Regions from separate parts of the Homo sapiens genome. Here regions 2, 3 and 4 are each linked to region 1. Evidence: chromatin contacts called from ENCODE Hi-C or POLR2A ChIA-PET data. All regions are on one chromosome and are shown on one strand. Each heading gives the region's core, a stretch centred on a gene start or an enhancer-like site at or near the end of the contact. The rest is flanking DNA. Distances are from core to core; before and after follow the strand shown. Region 1 holds the start of CADM1 (cell adhesion molecule 1). Region 2 overlaps LINC02698 (long intergenic non-protein coding RNA 2698). Region 3 overlaps LINC02703 (long intergenic non-protein coding RNA 2703). Region 4 overlaps CADM1 (cell adhesion molecule 1).

What was found. Hi-C counts contacts between places; a loop is a spot of excess contacts on that map. ChIA-PET counts read pairs that join two places held with the same protein, here RNA polymerase II (POLR2A). Pooled maps may share reads with other maps.
Region 2: a map of heart left ventricle shows a loop between it and region 1 (2.4-fold over the local background). The contact joins the enhancer-like site here to the promoter of CADM1 in region 1. A Hi-C loop is called at or near these places in 7 of 168 maps with a recorded cell type or tissue (IMR-90, Right ventricle myocardium inferior, chondrocyte and 4 more) and 8 of 50 pooled maps.
Region 3: a loop to region 1 is called in a map of OCI-LY7, with 2.5 times the contacts of the local background. The contact joins the enhancer-like site here to the promoter of CADM1 in region 1. A Hi-C loop is called at or near these places in 2 of 168 maps with a recorded cell type or tissue (GM12878 and OCI-LY7), 19 of 37 single-sample maps with no recorded cell type and 11 of 50 pooled maps.
Region 4: a loop to region 1 is called in a map of gastrocnemius medialis, with 5 times the contacts of the local background. The contact joins the enhancer-like site here to the promoter of CADM1 in region 1. A Hi-C loop is called at or near these places in 3 of 168 maps with a recorded cell type or tissue (Caco-2, OCI-LY7 and gastrocnemius medialis), 13 of 37 single-sample maps with no recorded cell type and 14 of 50 pooled maps. POLR2A ChIA-PET finds 5 or more read pairs at or near these places in 1 of 52 experiments (WTC11).

What each region holds. Positions count from the first base shown.
Region 1 is chr11:115,502,958-115,505,888 of GRCh38, forward strand. It overlaps CADM1 (cell adhesion molecule 1), which reads right to left and starts at 1,458. Exons shown (of 12, transcript NM_001301043.2): 1 at 1,314-1,458. The coding sequence starts at 1,437. RefSeq lists a silencer at 1,484-1,643.
Region 2 is chr11:115,776,123-115,779,046 of GRCh38, forward strand. The region is part of intron 2 of LINC02698 (long intergenic non-protein coding RNA 2698); the gene reads left to right. All of the region lies in intron 2 of LOC107987165 (a long non-coding RNA gene), which reads right to left. Among named protein-coding and RNA genes, the nearest start is that of LINC00900, 17 kb to the left of the region's middle. Within about 2 kb of position 1,402, at least 3 of the 41 ENCODE cell types and tissues checked have a DNase peak (open chromatin) inside an H3K27ac peak, as active enhancers do; they include heart left ventricle, where a contact is called at or near this core.
Region 3 is chr11:115,930,340-115,933,039 of GRCh38, forward strand. It overlaps LINC02703 (long intergenic non-protein coding RNA 2703), which reads left to right. Exons shown (of 7, transcript NR_187258.1): 3 at 2,444-2,624. Among named protein-coding and RNA genes, the nearest start is that of LINC02703, 12 kb to the left of the region's middle. Within about 2 kb of position 1,377, at least 5 of the 41 ENCODE cell types and tissues checked have a DNase peak (open chromatin) inside an H3K27ac peak, as active enhancers do; they include GM12878 and OCI-LY7, where a contact is called at or near this core.
Region 4 is chr11:115,221,192-115,223,891 of GRCh38, forward strand. The region is part of intron 5 of CADM1 (cell adhesion molecule 1); the gene reads right to left. Among named protein-coding and RNA genes, the nearest start is that of CADM1-AS1, 170 kb to the right of the region's middle. RefSeq lists an enhancer at 1,349-2,157. Within about 2 kb of position 1,385, at least 6 of the 41 ENCODE cell types and tissues checked have a DNase peak (open chromatin) inside an H3K27ac peak, as active enhancers do; they include OCI-LY7 and gastrocnemius medialis, where a contact is called at or near this core.

The DNA of each region.
Region 1 (2,931 bases), core at 208-2,707:
TGTTGCTCCCGGGTCCTGCAGCTCTGGAGCTGCAAGGAGGGGCTTTGCAGGCTCAGAGCCCTGCTGCATCCCCTCCTGCATCGCCGCTCGCACCCCGCGGCCCCGTGCCACTCGGTCCCGGCGCCCGCCTGGAGCCTGCAGCAGGGGCCAGAGGACGCCGCGCGGCTGCCAAGCGCGGCGAGGTGGCGGGAAGGGAGGCTGGGTGCAGCACAGCCGGCCTCTCCGCTGAGGAAGAGCTCCGGCTCCCTTTTGTTAGCAAAAGCAAACACTGCCCTCTTCTTTCCCGACCGCGCCAACGCGCCCGGCACACGGGCAGCCACACATCGGGCTCCAGCCGAGTGCTCGGTGTCTTCAGGGAAGGCACCGGGCGTGCAGAGCCGCCCCTGGGCAAATTCCCAAGACTGCTCTTCACGCAGGGAGCGCGCGGAGGCCCGCAGGGTGCCCGCCTGGCCGCAGAGGCCGCGACGCCCCCTCCGCCACCCTCGGGCCGCCGAAAGAACGGGCAGCCGGGAAATCCCGTGTCCCCACTCGTGGCAGAGGACGCTGTGGGGCGGGCGGGCTGCGGGCTCCCGGCGCCTTCCCGCAGAGGCGGCGACAGCGGCCGCCCCCCCCGCGGGGCCGGGCCGGGGAACTTTCCCCGCCTGGAGCCGGGCCAAAAAGACCCGCAGCAGAGCCGAGGGGGCGGAGGGCTGCGAACGGCCGGAGGGAAACACGAGAGGCGTGCAGTTTGGGGACAGGGGAGAAAGGCAGAGCGCGTTGGGGGAAGGGGCAGGGGAGATCAGACAAGTCTGGGGATGTCCTGGGGACCGGGGAGAAATCACGCCGCGGGCGGCTGGGAGTCAGCCACCAGGAGGCTTCGGGGATGGAGAACTGGGGGGGCCCTCTGGAGAGGTGGGGGCGAATGGACAGCCCTGGGAGGTGGGAGGACCTGCAAGTTACGGGGAGAACGGCGAGTTTAGAAGGGTCCGGAAGGGTTGAGGTTGTCTTTGAACCATCCCCTTCCCCCATGCTTTACAGCCCCCGGGCCCCCCATTCTCACTCCACTCTGCACCCCGCGCCAAGCCGGGGAGAGAAGGTGTGGGTGCAGCCATCCCTGGGGACTCTCATTCACACTTAGCCGGGCAGGGGAGAAGGGGCTCACAGATGCCCTCAGCCCCTTCCCTCTCAGCCCTGAGTTTCCTCTCCACACTCCCTCCGCTTCGGATGTAGGAAGTGGGGGGAGGTTGTCATGGAAACGTTTCCCCCCTCTGTGGCCAAGGCTACTGGGGTGCCTTCGGAGATTTAGGGGCCAACCGGTCGGTGCCCACACCTACCTGTGGGGATCAGTGCCGCGGCGGAGAAGAGCAACAGCAGAAGCCGGAGCCGGAGCCCGGGAGGCGCCGCCGCCGCCGCTGCCGCCGCACACTGGGATCCGCTCGGCAGCACTACACTCGCCATGTCGGGCACCTGCCTCAGACTGGCGGCGTTGGCTGCCTCCGGAGCCCGAGCGGACAGCTAATGAGATGCTAATGACATGCGCTGGAGGCGGAGTCCGGGCAGACCAATCACAGCGCCGCGAGCCCAACCCGGCTCTCGGAGGGCCTCGCTCCCTCCCCCACCCCGCCCCCTGGCGCTGGCGTTCGGCGGCGCGCCCGCGCCACCTAGGGGCGGGGCCAAGGGGAGGGGCGTATGCAAATATGTTTATGTTAAAATTCGGGTTTTGCTTTCCCCGGATCAAGGAAAAAGTGTTCTCCCGGGCGCCTGGCGTGCAAGGACTCGGGCTCCAGGGGGCGGGTCTAGCTTCTTGTACACCTTTATTAGGAATGTTTATAGCAATCGCTGTATCAGACCGACGACTGGAGAATCTCCCTTAAGAGGGTCCTCTGTCCCGCACACCGAGTGCATCTGGCCTAGCGAACCAGACGTTGCAAATTTCCGTCACTCACCTTGCACCGAAGGAATAGATCTTTGGGAACGGGGGCTGTGCGGGAGTGGAGAGTAAGAAGGCAGGTCCCCGGATTGACAAAACAATCTGGGAGAAGTGCATGCGTGCTTTGCACGTCCGGCGGAGCGGGAGAGCCCGCTCAACAGCCTAGCGGTAGACTCGGGGATAGTTGGAGAAGGCAGCCGTAGAGTCGGGTTCTGAGATTTTCCAGTCGGTCTTTTTGCGGCAGAATCTCGGGAAAGGTAGATCGAGGAGGGTATGCTCAGGCTCCTCCGCTTGTCGAGGGTCTCCTCCCTGGTTTTAATATATAGGTGTGTGTTGAATATATGTGTGAAATATTTGTAATATTAGATATTTAAGATTACACAACAACGGAAAAAATTAGTCAAGGCTTCAGGTGAAGAGCGGGGGTGGTGGGAGTTGGGGAGAGGGAGTGTGGTGAAGGCAGGGTCTGCCGTGTTCCTCCTTCGGGGCTCAAACCCTCTCACTCCTCCTCTGCGCCCCCAGCCCTTCCTAAGGAAGCTGGGGACCAACAGGTGCTCCGAGCTTCCCCTGTCTCTGGGAGAGCCTCTCCTGCTAAAGCGACTTGCATCTCCGGACTCACTCTCCCTCCCCGAAATTCTCTTTGCTTTCTTTTCAGCCAGGCAGCCGGCTCTCTTGTTTGTCTGCTTTTTAATTACTTATTTTCTTCCCCTCTAGAAGATCGTGTGCGCTCTGACCCTCTGTTGCTCAAGCATCAAATTGAAGGACGAGCCATATTAAGTGTAAAGGTTTATAATAATTTAAGTATTCATAGAATGCAGAACAATAAGATGTAGGAAATACAATTTGCATAATAAATATCAATATCACAACAGCTAAAACAAACCATGACAAATTATCTGTGGCTAAATGACCAAGAGATTACTGAATGTAAATTGCTAAGTCTGAGCTATAGTCTAGAAGAGCTGCGCCAAATGACTTCCCCAGCCTTCTGTCCTCATCTTGCTATAAAATAAATAAATAAT
Region 2 (2,924 bases), core at 152-2,651, 270 kb after region 1:
CCAATGCCTGGGAAAATTCCACACACTTTCTGCTTCGTTGGGGGAGGAGAAGAGCAAGGAGCACAGAGCTGTCATCCCTAGAGCTGTCAGCTCACCAGAATGGGCATTCATTTTCAGAATAAATAATCAACTCAAAAAATGTACCAAATTCGTTTTCAAATTGGCTTGTCAGACACACATTTGCCCAGGACAAGTCGGTTGAATAAAATGTATCTTGGGGAGCAAGGTGAGCCGGCCTGCTCATTCCCTTAGGGGCATCTTGTAAATAAGGGCCATTCTTGAGGCCGGAAGCAGAGAATTCCCCAGCACAGATTGAATTCTGGCTTTGTCTTAATGAACGTCAATATTTATTACCAAAGGCGTTGTGCTTCTCGGAGTGATAGAGCATTTCACCATTTCAGCTCTCGCCTGTTGCCTTCCCAGGTACCAAATGCTATGTAATTGCTGCTCATAAAGGCAGCAGACAATATTGCCAAGGAAACTCACTCCCGGCTGTAAGTCTTCATAATCAGAACCAGCAGAGCTTTGCTTTCAGTTTGGACAGAGGGCCCCAGAGGCAGGGCCCACCCAGACCTTCTGGTTCTCCTGCATTGGTGGGAGACTCCCAGATACCCTCTGTCCAGGCAGGGGCTCTTTCTGGGATCAGGGATAGGGTATCAGCCAGCAAGGATTGGGAAGGCTGAGAAGTGACAGAAGTCACAGCCCCAACCCAACCCAGGACTGAGAGAGAGCCAGTCACTGATCACTCATCATACATTTAGAAGGGGCCTCTTGAGGTTGTCCCATCCAGCCCTCTCACTGCAAATGAGGAAGACAAGGCTCAGAGAAGGAGGGTTTTGTCAAAGTCATGCAGCTCCCAAGCCAGTGGCCTTCGCGTCTGGCCGTGCTGTCTTCTAGGGACTGAACAGTGAGCTCAGAAGGAGTCCCAGTGAGCTGGCTGCTGGCCGCAAGAGTCAGCGGCTCCAGGTTGGAGATTTTCCTTGACTTCTGGTGGGTCTGGAGCCCTGCTGCCAACAGGCCTGGCTTCCTGGGGCCTTGTCCAGATAGGTTGCTTTTTCCTGCTGATGTAAGCCTACTGCCTGCCCTGGGCTTTCCTGGCGAAATCTCTGGAAACCAACTCTGAACTCTGCCCCCAGCCAAAACATTCATAGGAGCAGCAATCCCAGCTGGAGAATTTATACAAGAAAACAGAGATTAGCTCCAGCTTTTCCTTGGGATGAGTAATCCATTTGTTTCTAGGAGGACTTTAGCTCTGGGGTACAACTGTCTAGGAGGGGCTTTGGTAGGGTAAAGGAAAGCCTGAAATGCCTGAACACAGGTCGGCAGGCTGGGACCAAGTTCGGCTTCTGGTTCTACTTCCTTTTCTCCTGCCAACTTGCTAAGGACAGAGATGGCCCCGGTGCAGAGACACAAAATGGGTTTTAGAGAGTGATGTCATGTGGTTCTCAGACACCAGAACGCTCTGCAGAAACTGCCTTGCTGTTGTTATGGGAGTTCTGTTGGAGAGAATTATAACTTTTGACAATGGACATCTCATCTTGCGCAGATGCGTCCTTTATAGAATCTGACAGCAAGATTACAGCGGCATCACAGTGTAATGGGGAGAGGAGTCAATAATTCTGGGGTTATTGATTGTAACCAGACCCATTCTTCTTTTTTAATTTATATTTTATCCGCTGTTTTAGACCTATTTTTTTTAAACCCATCCTGACAAAAGCACCTGCTGGATCAAATGCGGTTGATTACATTTTTTAAAATGAGAGGAGTAATTTGCTGTCCTTAGGAGAGTCTGGGACAAGGAAGTATGTGGCTGGTGGTGGTGGTGGGGGGGGGAATGTATGCAGAGAGCAGAACAGGGGGAGAGAGGTAGACAGGAGGGAGGAGGAAGGCATGACTCAAGGGAGGACATGAAGCAAAGCCGGGGGAGCTGGTGAGGACCCCTCCACACAGCCTAACCCTGATTTAAGCCCCACTCTCCCTAGGGCCAAAGTCTGATGAAGACTTCTTCAGAGAGTCAGATTTCCCATTGCTTTGTAGCCCCACTGGGTATCGGTACATCCCTGAGGACATATTCTTATCCTTCAGATCCCACTTCTTCCAGGAGATATTTCCTGATAAGGCAAGTGGAGATTCCGGCTGGGTTATGACGGGTGGAATGTGCACACGTACATACATATATATAGACTCAAATGTGTGCCCACATGGTATATCTTCATTACAGAATGTTTATACTTAGGACACAGCAGGTAACTTGATGTGTTATTAATTGTGGGATTAGATTCCATGGGATGAGCTAGTAACTTGTAAGCTCTTTAAAAAATTGATCATGTTTTGATGCCCCCAATATCCCCTTTATCTTTAATTCGCTGTGTAGTGTGGCATCATGAAAACAGTGGGCATTTGCTCAATAACTCTTGGAGAGTTAAATGATTATCTGAGCATATCTCTCCTTATGGAGAAGTGACCAGAGATGTCTCTAGTCATCAAAACAGGTGCACTGTAAGGATCTGATTCAATGACTACACTTCTATTCATTTCTATTCCAGTCGATGAGAACCCCTGGACTCTGTTTTAGATCACAGAATGCCCAAGTTCAGAGGAAACAAAGATTGCCTAGCCCAAACCTTTCATTTTCCAGAAGAGGAAACTGAGTCCCAGCAAGATCAAAAATGACTTGTGAAGGTCAACAATTGGTTTGGGTTAAAACTAGGAGCACTTCAGTGCTCTTTCCCCATGCAAAATATTTTCCTTCCTCTTGCTTCATTTTCTCCCATGGACAACAGCAGGACCTAATCACCTATGTCTCCCATAGATACTATCAGCCCTCTCCTAACACTTGCCAAGCTGAATTACAGAAAGTTCTTCCTCTTTGCTCCTATTTAATTCTAGCTGGATCTGAAAGCTGCAGGGGCTTGAAGAAAGCA
Region 3 (2,700 bases), core at 127-2,626, 430 kb after region 1:
CAATGAGGAGAAAGTGGCCATTTCATTCTGACTGCTCTGCTCTCAGCTGAGTCCTGCAGCTGGAGAGCCTGGAGGCTGCAGTCCCCACATCTGCCCACTGCACTCGGTGCCAGGGCTGGCCTTGCACACATAGCTCTTGCCTGCAGCTCAACACCCTGAGCTCCTTAAATAGCTTTGAACCACACTGAGTGGTGGATAAACATTTGTTTCACAGCTCACAAAGCAGAGCTGCTGGCTACCAGCAGGTTTGATGTAATGAGTTCCATTCTGGACCCCGGGGAGCATTTAGAATGGGCTCTTCTTTGCCCAGGCTGCCAGTCAAGCTGGTACCAGGGGGAAAGAAAAAACACAACACTAATCTCTTCCCCACCATCCCTGTCCAGATTTGGAGTCCCCAGAAACCAAAGTACTCCATTCTCAGGGGATGGGATTAAGGAGCAGGGTGCCCCAGGAACCCGAAATGCAAGTGCCAGAAAGGGTGGCTGGATAACCTCCTTTTTACGCATCCTCAGGAAATTACTTGGACTCATGAGCAGTCCAAAATCCACTCACTTCTCAGGAGCTGAGAATTGCAGACAGAGTCTCTGGTCTCATCCCCTCTCTGCTTGCTCCACACAGCCTTCCTTTGCAGCTGTGGAGCTCAATTCTTAAGAAAGGAGATAGTAGAACAGCCTGGCATTGCTGCCCTTGGTTGGCAGCTGCCCTCCTTGACCACTGCTCTCTACCACCCAGATTGTGCCCAGAGCTTCCTGTTTACCTCTGTGCTCAGAGAGCCACAGTGCCCTGCGTTCTGACCCCCATTCCCATCACAGCAGGGGAGGGAGGGTGATGGGGAAGGGGCTGCTGATCCTCCTCTTTATTCCCCGCTTCCCCCCAAACTCCCCACTCCAGGACAATATGACATGCCACCGGAAGGAGCTGAAGACCAGTTGATATGATGAATAAATGGTAATTATGTGGTTGGCCTTTCAGCACTTCCTCTGTGGATATTAATAGCCATTAATGCCCTGCTGTTTTGCACTGCACCAGAGTCTGCCAGACAGAGCACAGGGCAGGTCACTGCCCCAGCCCTGTGCTCACCCCCCTACCAGCACTGCCTCATTTGCTTCAGAATTTCAGGAAGGAAATGAACTTGCAAAGACAGTGGGTAGAAAATTAAAAGGGGTGAAAACAAATCCAAGGGGGAAGTCATTTAGATTTCCAGGTAAATTGGTTGTTGAATTGGCTTCTTGGACTGTTATGATTGGGATCTCCTAGGGGTCATCTTGTCTCTTTCCAGATTCTAGGCAGGAGTCACCATGAAAACTTATATCCTTTTCCTTAGAGTTACTGGGGCTGAGAGAAATTAGCAGATGAGTACAGAGGCAGACTTGAATTTCCCCATCAAAGCAAGTTGGGCAAGAGCAGAACTGACCAGGCTTAAATGGCAGAAGTGTAGACAAAAGTGGACAGCCTGAATCCTACCATTCTTTGAGGCAGCAACATGGTGTACAGAAGGAGCATAGATAGGCCTTGAAATCAGACCCCGGGGTTAACCAGCTGGCCCTACCACCTGCTAGTTCTACACTCTGGACTACAGGAGATAACAAAAAGAGTGTAGCTACTGCATGAGAAGACTCAACTTTATCACTGTGTGATCTTGGGTAACTTGCATACCTTCTCTGGACCCTAATTTTCTCATCAGAAAAAAAATTTCCTAGAACAGGACTGTATATAATAAATAAATACTAGTCCTTGTTGAGTAGTGTGTTGGAGCTACCTAGTACCAGCTCATGAGAGCCAATGTTATGCCTCCCTTCCCAAATTTGTGTTCAGTGACATCACGTTGGTAGCTTGAAATTGGCCATGGTAGGAATATTTACACCAGAGAAATTGGTAATGCTACAAATTAGGTGTATTCTCACCTCCACCCCCCTTAGGAGAACTGATTGTTCAACATATACCAGCAAACGGCTGCTCCTGCCTGTTTCAGCTGTTTGGAATAGTGGGGTCTTAGAGCATGTCCTCGGGCTCCTGAAAGCCACAGGCCAGCCCTTTGGATGATCTATTTGCCTCCCATACACCTCAACAAACTGTTCACTTCTAACAGGGATTGTCAAAATCTCCTTGAGGCCCTATTAGAAAGCTGCAGTTCCTTGATCTATTCAGCACCAAGAGGCAATTGTCGAGGAAGTTGATTGTAGTTCAAATCCAGGTATCAATTCAAAATGTTTTTGCCTCAGACAACCGTGTGCGATCAATCAGTAATGTAATCCTCTGCTGGTAGAACACAAAAACAAAGCCCCACCTTGCCTTGTAAACACAACATCATTAGTCTTAGGATAAACTATAAATTGATGCATAGAGCAAACAGCCAGAGCTGCATCCCGGGGAATGGGAGCAGATGAAATAGCAGTACTTTATGGTGAATGACAAATCATTGCTTGTTCCGTTCCCTATCAAGTGGAACACCATCAATCACATGGTGGACTCGTTGGGTTCCAAGACAGATAGGACACCATGAACAGATGCTATGGCTGAGACTGCTGGCCTGGGCAGCACTGTACTTTTTGCTTTTCCTGGAAGGGGAAGAAGAGAACAATCCACTTTCTGTATGGTCCTGTCCTTCATTCGAGTTTATAACGGTGAGTAAGTCAAGGAATTCCATCAATCATAATGTCCTTGAGAATGGGAACCTTCATCCTTTTCATGTTACACAAA
Region 4 (2,700 bases), core at 135-2,634, 280 kb before region 1:
CTGCTATATAAAAATAAGAAAAATAGTTAGGTCTGTACACTTAAAGAACATTACAGTTATAGACATGGCATCATCAACAGCCAATCAATTAGGTCGAGGGATCTGAGGTTTTCATAATACACTGTGAATTTTTTTAAACCCTGTAAAAGACATTTAGCAAGACTGCTATAGCAGACAAATTTGTTCATTAGTCAAAGTTGCACAGAGGGTTAAACACCAGGAGGCTTTAGGTCACACTACAGTAGCAACCAATTAAAAAAATAATATTAGAAAGACATTCTGATTTGATGAGACTTTCTTTAAATGTACTTTGCTCTCTCTATAAAGGGAAAAAATATATAAAAGGAAACTCTTAAAGAGGTTGGAATGGGTTGCTGGCAGATTACAATTGATTTCATGCCAGTCTGACCTTGCACCACATTCTGTGATCTTTTCAGAAGATGAAACTCAAGATTCTGAACCTGTATTTCAGTTTCCTATGTAAATGAAAAGACACAGTCTCCTCTGTAGGTCCAAACACTAACGTATCAGGTCTTTGCATTCCTTTATTTAGAAAAAGGTACTTTGCAGTTTCTTCATGACTGGGATGTCACCCTTCCAGGGTAGCAGAGAGGAGCAGAGCTGAGTCAGTGGAAAAGGCATCCTCATACCCTGGCAGGAGACATGCCAGCGGGAGACCTATTATCCCTGGAGTCCCCACAACCTTCCCTCTCTTCCTAAGAATTTCTAAATCAGGAAATGCAGGTGTCATATTTTCTTTGATGTGCTCAATGCAACTAGGTCCAGGGGCTTGAGTGCAAATCTGTTTCTGCAACTGCATTTGGGACACAGGCTCTTCTTCATGTTTCTTACTTAGATTTCACCCAATATTCTGAAACACCAAGGAGTATGGGGATTTGATGCTTGTGGATCAAGTGCTAATTGTTTCAAGTCCTACCAGGGAGAACTCAAGGGCAGCATGAGCACAGATGATATCAGAATGTCTGGGTAGCGGGTCTGGGTCAGCCCCTGTGCATTCAAGTGAGGAAGCATTGACTGAAGAGTCTTTGTCAATCATGGAGGATTATTGGAGTTTGGAGTAGAACGACAATGCAAAGATTAACCTGAGATTTGGTGAGTGTTAGAAGCTGTTTGAGCTCAAAGCAAGAATCAACCCCTACAATATGGCTGTCTAAATTGTTGGGGGAGGACAGCTTTGCAACTAAAGGAGGGCAATGTCTAGCAATGCCAGGTGACTGGGATTGGTGAATGAACGGAGTCACACAGAGCTCTCAGAGGAGTTAAAGAGAACATCTTGCAAAATATTTGCTTTCTATTGTCATAATACATTCATGAATAATTTTCACTGCCGTTTATTTTGTTTGTTTGCAAGGTGAAGAACCTCCTGCTGTTACATCTGTTGTTATGACTCATAGTACTGAAACTGGGCTTCCTGAAGAGGGCTGAACGATTGTGAGTGGGATGAGTCAAATCTGGTGGGACTGACGTAAGACCAATACCACAGTAGAATGCAGTCTTCTCTTGCTGCAACTTTCAGGTAGGTTTGTGGGTATTAGAATTACTGTTTACAAAAAAGAATCAAATTTGATCCCATGGTGTGGTGGCAGAAAGCTTTGTTCCCACTGCTTTTTAAATGGGGGTACATACTCACAGAATATTCTTCCATGTCTTGGAAGCAATTCTCATCATTTGTAAGCAAACACTGGGCAAGAAAATCCCTATAGCAAGATTTTCTGTACAAGAATCTTCCCTCTGTAACAAGAGAGGGGTTTTTTTGTTTTGTTTTGTTCTGTTTCTTGAAGTCTTGGTAACTAGAACGGTGCCAGGGACTGGCACACAGTAAGCATTCAAGACATAGTTGCTGGATGAATGAATGAAGGAATAAGTGAATGAGAAAGTGAAGAAACATTGGGGCATGGACTTCTCCTTCCACCTTTACTACTGATTAAAAAATAAATAAAATCAGATCACGAGTTCCCGTTAGTCCTCATCACAGAATATAATTTTGTTTTTCTTTTGGAAGGTCAATCCAGCCGCCCAAATCAGAGGTTCAGCCCAGGTGTTCTGCTTTACATATTTCCACTTCACCATACATTTATTTAGCACTTCCGATGTGTCTCTAAGTGGTGTCTTACAGGAAATCAGAAAGGATGTTGTTTGACCATTCCTTTTAGATTTTTAGATGCCAGCTTCACAACTATTTAACCTTCCACACAATCAAAATTTAACCTTGAGTTAAAAACCATTAAGTGAAGTATGTGCATTAGAAGACTGGTTTCACTATGTAAGTATTCAATGTCCACAGCCACACAGACACATCTTTTACAAATACATTAAGGTCAGTGAGATGAGAGGAGGTGGTTCTTAGTAAAACAGGCCTCTTTCTGCAGGGTATGCATTCAGAAGGCAGGTATAAAGGCAAAGGCTTTTCCCTTAAGGGTTATTCCAGTCTTGCTCACGATGTATTTGCCCAACACTCACTCTTTGTATTTTGAATACTGGTTACTCAGCCTCTTGACACTTTTGGTACTGCAGATTGTATCACTAACAATCTATAGTCCTTATAATATCAGGAACTTGGAACCAACACTACTCTGTGTTAACACAAAGAAATAATAGGTTAAAAAATTAGCTTCAATCGGGGTTCTTCATTCCTTGATTATTTCTCATAAGGAATCATAAATACTAAAATAACCTCCC